Linked DNA regions of Homo sapiens: region 2 is linked to region 1. Evidence: chromatin loops called from intact Hi-C (ENCODE). Cell type or tissue: gastrocnemius medialis. All regions are shown on one strand. Region 1 has its middle 6.1 kb from the start of TTLL11. Region 2 overlaps NDUFA8 (NADH:ubiquinone oxidoreductase subunit A8).

Region 1 (4,000 bases):
GCAGACTGGACCAGTTGAAATACAAGCCTCTGAGCAAGGGAGAAAAGAAAGGAAACAAGGCCCACTTGAGCCCGACTGTCAGGTCTTTGAATACCATGGCACCCTTGACTTCTCAGGAAATTCTAAAATGTGTTAGTGGAAAATCCAAACCCACATGAGACTTCTTCAAGAAAAGCTTTAGCTGTGTCTGCTAAGAAGCAAAAGCAGGTTAGATTTCAGGACTAGGATTACTTCCAAAAAATACACAAATGTGAAAATAAAGTTCTCCGGGAGTTCTCTCCTTTTCCTTCCCAGCACTCACCATAGTTTACAGTTGGAGTGTTACTTGTTTGTTTACTTGTTATAGCCTGTCTTGCCAGCCAGAGTCTGGGTGCCAGAATATAAAGGGTGTGTTGTTCTTGCTGACCACAATATCCTAGTGCCTAGTTCAGTGCCTGGCACAGAGTAGGCATTCTGGAACTGTTGAATGAATGAATGAATGAATGAATGAATGAATGAATGAAAAATTAGACTGCCCAGATAGTCAACAATTAAAAAATGGTTAAGTGAATGATAGCAAACGCTGTCAATGACAGCTTCAGCCGCTTAGGAAAATGTTGATGATGTAACATTAAGGGAACTGGTGCAAGCATTGCAATTACAATGCTTAAAAAGTGCTCTGCGTAAACAGGGCCTGGAAGAATATAGAGACAAATGAGAACAGCTGTGGTGCCGGAGACACGAGATCTTGCTTAAAATTTTCCACTCAGTTTTGGCAAACCGTAACAACCTTGTGGCTCTTCATATCCTTGAACCTTGAAATCAATCTCATTTCTAGAGACTGCTGATAAGAGTCGGAAAGACAAAGCTTTAGGTAGTAATCTGTTACTGGTGAGTAACCTCTCTGCGACAGGCACTGTCCTAAGCATTTTGCATACATCATGTCATTTAATCTGTAAACCAGCTCTGGGATGGGTCCCATTGTTAATCACATTTTACAGATGGTGAAGGAAATGGCTACTACTCCGAGAAGAGAAGGCGCTTGCCCAAGTCACAGCTAGTAAAGGCAAAGACAGGATTCAAACTCAGAGTGGTCTGACACCAGCACCAGCTCCCAACACCCACACTTATTCACACACCAAGACTTTGTCCACAAAAATACTCAACATACATTTAAACACCAGCGAGTTTAATCCTCAGCTCTGTGAAAATTATATGCAGGGAAAAACACTGGAGGCAGATATGCCAAAATATTAGTAGTGGTTATTCTGGGTGATGGAATTAAGGGTGACTTATTTTCTTCTTTATTCTTTTCTATAATTTCCACATTTTCTACAATGAGCACGCGTTGCCTTAATAACTGGAAAATCAATGTACTTTTAAATTAAAATTTTACCTTAGTTGTTATTTCTCAATGCTCAGAGTGTTCTTTCTCTAATAGAAGTCTGACCATGTCAGTCCTCTGTTTAAAACCCTCCTGGGGACCCCTGAAGCTATATGGGAAAGAGCTTGTTTTGTTTTTGTTTTTGAGACAGGGTCTCACCCTGTTGCCTAGGCTGGAGTGCAGTGACACGATCTCCACTTACTGCAACCTCTGCCTTCTGGGTTCAAGCGATTCTCATGCTTCAGTCTCCCGAGTAGCTGGGACTACAGGCACTCCCCACCACACGGGTTAATTTTTGTACTTTTAATAGAGACAGGGCTTCGCCATGTTGGCCAGGTTGGTCTCAAACTCCTGACCTCAAATGATCCACCCATCTCGACCTCCCAAAGTGCTAGGATTACAGGCGTGAGACACTGCGATCGGCCGGGAAGGGGCTTGTTTTGACACTGACCTCACCATGTCTTCACCACTCCCATCCCATCCACATCCCAACACCTTGTCTCTTTCCCCCAGATGGACTTGCTGTAAAATGGACTTTTACAGCTGTCAAAGTCAATTGACTTTTTAAATTTTTAAATTGACGTTAACAGCTGTAAAAGTCCATTTTACAGCAAATCCATTTGTGGGGAAAGAGACAGGAGGAACAAATGGTCCAGGAGAGAAGGGTGTGGGGAACTTTTGCCCCAGCTGGTTGTTTCTGCCCTATTAGTATCAGAGGTCGCCACCAGGTGGCGCCCGAGGTCCAGTTTTTAAGAGGGAGAAGGCTGAAGCGCCTCTGAATCGCGAGCTCTGCCCAGCTAAGCTTGCAAACACACACATTTTTGCACCTCTGGGCTTTTGCCACTATTGCTCTCTCTGCTGGGTGCACCCTCCCTCACAGCTCACCTGACCCAATCCGCTCAGTTTATCCTTCAGGCCCAGCTACAAAATCTCCTTTTCTTAGGGTATGGCTGAGCTCCCGGGGGCATCCAGTTCCCGGAAGGCGGCGTGGCCGATCTTAATGAATGAGCAAAAGGCGTCATGTTCAGTTTCAGGTTAACTTTTTCTCTAATAGGTTGTTTCTTTCTTATTGTCAGTAGTAGCCATTGTTCATGGAGCACATCTGTATGTCGAGCCTCGTTGTGTATTTGGGCATTTAACTGAACATTATTTTCCCCACAGCACAGTTTAGCCTGGAGGCTGAGCACGAGTTGAGTTCTGAAGCTGACAGCCTGGGTTCAAGTCTTATCTCTCCCACTTTCTGGCTGATTATACTTAGATAGGTTACCTGGCTCTTCTGTGATTCTTTCCTCACTGTGAAAAGGTGAAAATGATAGTACCTACCTCCCGGTGTTCCTGTTACTTTGAGGATTAAGTTAGCCACCACATGGAAAAGCATTTAGAACAGAAACGGCCGGCATATACCAAACCCTCAAGTAACCTGTTGATCTCTGTTATGCCCCTATGTCCCTCTTGGCTTTATGATTCTCTAGAAAGCAGTGACATCCCCTCCTCTTGGATCTGCTTTTATGACCTCTCCACCCCATGCTAGGCTGCATTTCCCCATCCCCACAGACCAGGAGTTTCTGGAGGACTGGGCTGTGGTTGATTCAGTCCCCTGGGCCCCCAGCACAGGGCCCAGCACAGAGTAAATGGCACTTATGGAATTGGATTATGAATTATTTAGCCTGGGCATTGTTGCCTTAGGTTTTACAGTTCTGTATCTACAGGTATGTCAAGGGATATAGGGGTGAAAGAGGAAATTACCGAAACAAAACAGTTTTGACATTTTTATTGGAGGGTAATATACACACAGAAAACTTCGATGGATTTTCATAAACTGAAAAGACCGAAGAAACCAACACCCAGATCAAAAATCAGAACATCCCCAGCACCCTGGAAGCCCCACCCTAGGGTAATTGCTTTCCTGACTTCTAATAGCATGGATTAGTTTTGTTTAAAATAAGATACATTTTAACTGATTCCAAGTTTTAAGAACCCACGTCATACATTATGTGCTTAGGTGGAGAGGCATAAGGCCAGAGGCTATTTTCAAACACAACAGCAGACAGTGGGACCCACAGTGACCAACAGCCCACTGGGGTGGGGCCCTGCTTCATGGCTTGCAAAATGCCATATGATATCTGTGCACCGAGTACCCCTTTCCACTTCTGCACACCCATGTGTCCATGCTGTGCGTGGAAGTCAAGGAGGGACGTCCCAGAAGAGGGGACAGGGACAAGAGCAGGGCGCCTGGCAGAACCGATCACTCAGGGAAAGGCCCTGACAGGTGAACTAGGGAACGTAAGGGGGTGCTGGGTGTGGGCAGGAGGGGTGTGGTAAAGACATGCAGAGGCTGGCAAGCTCAGGGTCAGAACAAGCCCCTTCACTGCCGGCACAGTGGCTCACACCTATAATCCCAGCACTTTGGGAGGCCGAGACAGGCAGATCACTTGAGGTCAGGAGTTCGAGACCAGCCTGGCCAACATGGCGAAATCCCATCTCTACTAAAAGTACAAAAATTAGCCAGCGTGGTGGTACATGTCTGTAGTCGCAGCTACTCAGTAGACTGAGGCATAAGACTTGCTTGAACCCAGAAGGCAGAGGTTGCAGTAAGTGGAGATCGTGCCACTGCATTCCAGCCTGGGTGACAGAGAT
Region 2 (4,000 bases), 52 kb after region 1:
ATATTCCTCCAAAATGCAGCAGCAGCAGACGGGCTGCAAGCCACTACTCTAGTAGCATGGATCCCTGTTCTGGACCCTGTTACCCATACCTAACAATTATCTACTAATGCCTACAACCAGCAACTTCAGCAGTGAGAAATTCCTCTATGGATTCACCTTGGGAATTTGTGAAATCCAAACATTCCCCGCTTAAAATGTACTACCACTGGACCATGGAAAAAATGCTTTGCAAAAGTTCTCTTAGAAAATAAAAATTGTTTAGGCTGGATGCTGTGGCTCATGCCTGTAATCCCAGCACCTTGGGAGGCCAAGGTAGGCGGATCACTTGAGGCCAGGAGTTCAAGACCAGCCTGGCCAACATGGCGAAACCCCATCTCTACTAAACATACAAAAATTAGCCAGGCAGGTGGCACACACCCGTAATCCCAGCTACTCAGGTGGCTGAGGCACGAGAATCGCTTGAACCCAGGAGGCAGAGGTTGCAGCGAACAAAGATCACGCCACAGCACTACAGCCTGGGTGACAGAGTGAGACTCTGTCTCAAAAAAAAAAGAAAAATTGTTTAAATAAACACACACACAGACTCAATCTCGCTGGCAATCAAATCAATGCAAATTGAAACATCCAAAAATATTTGCACCTCCCAAATATTTAAATACTATGCATACCAGAATCCAGCGCTGAGGACAGCATAAATTGATCCAACATTTAAAAAACAAAAGCATTTGCTGGGCACGGTGGCTCACGCTTGTAATCCCAGCACTTTGGGAGGCCAAGGCAGGTGGATCACGAGATCAGGAGATTGAGACCATGGTGAAACCCCGTCTCTACTAAAAATACAAAAAATTAGCTGGGCGTGGTACTGGGTGCCCTATAGTCCTAGCTACTCGGGAGGCTGAGGCAGGAGAATGGCGCGAACCCGGGAGGCGGAGCTTGCAGTAAGCCAAGATCGTGCTACTGCACTCCAGCCTGGGCGACAGAGTGACACCCCATCACAAAAAAAAAAAAAAAAAAAAAAAAAAAGCAATACAGTTCAAGAGCCATAATGATGTTCAAAGCCCTTTATAGAGTAAACTCACTGTTAGGAAATTTATGCCAAGGAATTATTAACTGATGAAAATGATCTATACGCAAAGGTAATCACTGCAGATTTATCCAAAATAATCAAAAACTGAAATCAACAATGATGTTCAATAACAGGAATTGGTCAGGTACGTTATGGTTGGTTTATCCACTGATGGAATAATATATAACCATTAAGAATGATGATCACGGCCAGGTGCGGTGGCTCACACCTGCAATCCCAGCACTTTGGGAGGCCAAGGAGAGCGGATCACTTGAGGTCAGGAGTTCAAGACCAGCCTGGCCAACATGCTGAAACCCCATCTCTACCAAAAATACAAAAAAATTAGCCAGGCATAGTGGCGCAGGCCTGTAGACCCAGCTATTCAGGAGGCTGAGACATGTGACTCGCTTGAAGCCAGGAGGCAGAGGTTGCAGTGAGCCAAGATCACACCATTGCACTCCAGCCTGGGCAACAGAGTGAGACTCCGTCTCAAAAAAAAAAAAAAAAAAAAAAAAGATGATCATGAAGACTATATAGCAACTTCGAAGAGTGTTTCCAATAATATCAAGTGAAAAATGAATTTCTCAATGTATACATACTATGATTATAACCACAAAAATATCTTTGCATAGGGACAGAGACAGCAGAAGCAAGAAAGGAGGAAAGCAGCTACTGTGCTAAGGTATCTATTTTTTTTCTCTAACTTCATTGTAGTGGACATCGGTGGTTTCTGCCTAGCCAGCAGTCATTCCCCATTCTTCCGTAACATCCTTCTAATTTTCCTTTGGGAACAACCCCTCCCTGTCTCTCAGCAATGTGGTTTGGATGAAGCTAAGTCCACTCCCCATCTCAGGCCTGAGCAATCAGAGCTTTTTATCTCCTGAAGCACAAGTGATGCAATGATATGTATACGAAGTCCGCCAGCCAGGACAATTAGACTCAGTCCAGGAGCTTCTGCTCACTTCTGGATAAAGGGCACACTTTGTCTAGGTTTGCTAAGCAAGTATCAACAGAACAGCAACTCGAGTGGCTGGTGGCCATTTTTGGTACAGCAAGGTGAGAGTCTTTCCAAAATGAGGTCAACAGAGAAAACCAGAACTAAGAGATTGTGAAAAGAGGAGAGGCAAAAAGACATCAAGTAGTTGTGAAATTATTTAAGCCCTTGAATCCAGCCCTGCCTGATGCCAGGCCTATTTCTGGACTTCAGAGTTACAAGAGCCAATTTCCTTTGAGTTGACTTTCTCTCCTTTTAAATAGAGTGCTAATATGCTTGTTAAAACATTTTCCTACAATTACACAGCTTAGTTTTTTTTTACTTAAGTATCATGCACAATGACCTACGTAAAACCTAACTCCGCATACAGTTTTCTTTCCATCATACCTGTGTTCTGTAGTAATGACAACAACCTAGTGAATGCCTGCTTAAAAAGGACTGTGATAGGTTGTTTTACGTGCCTTTTCAAATTTTTCACAGCAAAAAGACTTTCCCCTTGCTGTAGCAAAAATGGTCACCAGTCACTTGCTTAGCAAACCTAGATAGGTATTATTTTACAATTTGGAAACTGAGATTCATGGAGATAAAAGAACTTGCCAGATAATAAAAACAAAACCAAAAATAATTATCATCCTTTGAATGTTTTACCTTGGTCTGATTTCAAAGCCTATGTACTTCCTAATAAAATCCAGATTATTAGCTGGCTGTTCACTTATTCATTTAAACCTTTATGCTTCAACCAAGTAGGCACTGATACCAAAGATTTTTACCTAAAGAAGTCCAAAGCACACTTGTTGACCAGTTTGCCTTCCTCTAAACACCGCCTCGGATCTTTCTCTTCCCAGCGGCAGAGCATAAACTCCTTGTTGGGCTTATCACATTGAGCTCCATAGTGATGGGCCGCAGCTTTAAGCACAGCAGAACTAATTTTCACCTAGGAAAGGAAAGATGGGACAAAGGCCACAGACTGTGAACCAGAATACCACTTTCTCAGCTTTACCTCATGCGGGTCAGAATAGAGAACACAAAAGTAGCACTGTTCTGACTTTACCAAGAAAATTAAACACTGTCATAATAATAATTTTTTTTTTTTTTTTTGAGACAGGGTTTCACTCCCATTCCCCAGGCTGGAGTGCAGTGGCGCGATCTCGGCTTACTGCAACTTCGGCCTCCGAGGCTCAAGCGATTCTGCTGCCTCAGCCTCCCAAGTAGCTGGGATTACAGGCATAAGCCACCTCGCCCAGCGATTCTTTAAAATCTATGGTGATTTAGAGAACGCAAAGCTCTTTCACATATATTATTTTCTTCACTTTTACAATAGTCTCATGAAGAGATTAATATTCCCATTTTAGAGCAGAAGAAATGGCACCCCTAATAGAATCTTTATTTATGGTAGAGAGAAAAGGGGTGTAGAGAAGGATGGAGTCTTCTGGGATGCAGGGAGAGGAACCAACTCTGGAGAGCTTTGCTGAGTTTCTGCTGCTGGAATAAAATTAATAGATATATAAGGCTGGGCACAGTGGCTCATACAGGTAATCCCAGCACTTTGGGAGGCCAAAGCAGGCAGATCACTTGAGGCCAGGAACTCAAGAACAGCCTGGCCAACATGGTGAAAGCTTGTCTTTAGTAAAGATACTAGAGATGTATCTGGGCGTGGTGGTGCACACCTGTAATCCCAGCTACTAGGGAGGTTGAGGCATGAGAATTGCTTGAACCCAGGAGGCAGAGGTTGCAGTGAGCCAAGATCATGCTACTGCACTCCAGCCGGGGTGACAGAGCAAGACTCTGTCTCAAAAAAAAAAAAAATTAAATTAAATTAAATTAAATTAAAGGATAAATAAAACTCCCAGAGGACTACGGAGTCACAGAAGATGAGGCTGGAAGAGATCACAAAGAGCATCTAGTCCATCTAGTAATAGTCCATCTAGTAATAGTCCATC

Evidence for each region. Hi-C counts contacts between places; a loop is a spot of excess contacts. Peaks named below come from ENCODE experiments on the same cell type or tissue, not always from the same donor. Only the 100,000 strongest peaks of a DNase experiment are listed, where the experiment ranks them.
Region 2: a loop joins it to region 1, with 5 times the contacts of the local background. A loop is called at or near these places in 14 of 110 quality-filtered maps.

What each region holds. Positions count from the first base shown.
Region 1 is chr9:122,097,378-122,101,377 of GRCh38, forward strand. No RefSeq gene overlaps it. Among named protein-coding and RNA genes, the nearest start is that of TTLL11, 6.1 kb to the left of the region's middle. In gastrocnemius medialis, a CTCF peak has its summit at 2,099 (motif pointing right); a DNase peak (open chromatin) is centred at 2,114; H3K4me3 peaks cover 399 bases; H3K27ac peaks cover 1,099 bases.
Region 2 is chr9:122,149,415-122,153,414 of GRCh38, forward strand. It overlaps NDUFA8 (NADH:ubiquinone oxidoreductase subunit A8), which reads right to left. Exons shown (of 4, transcript NM_014222.3): 2 at 2,831-2,994. Among named protein-coding and RNA genes, the nearest start is that of NDUFA8, 8.4 kb to the right of the region's middle. In gastrocnemius medialis, a CTCF peak has its summit at 2,127; a DNase peak (open chromatin) is centred at 2,217; H3K27ac peaks cover 2,544 bases.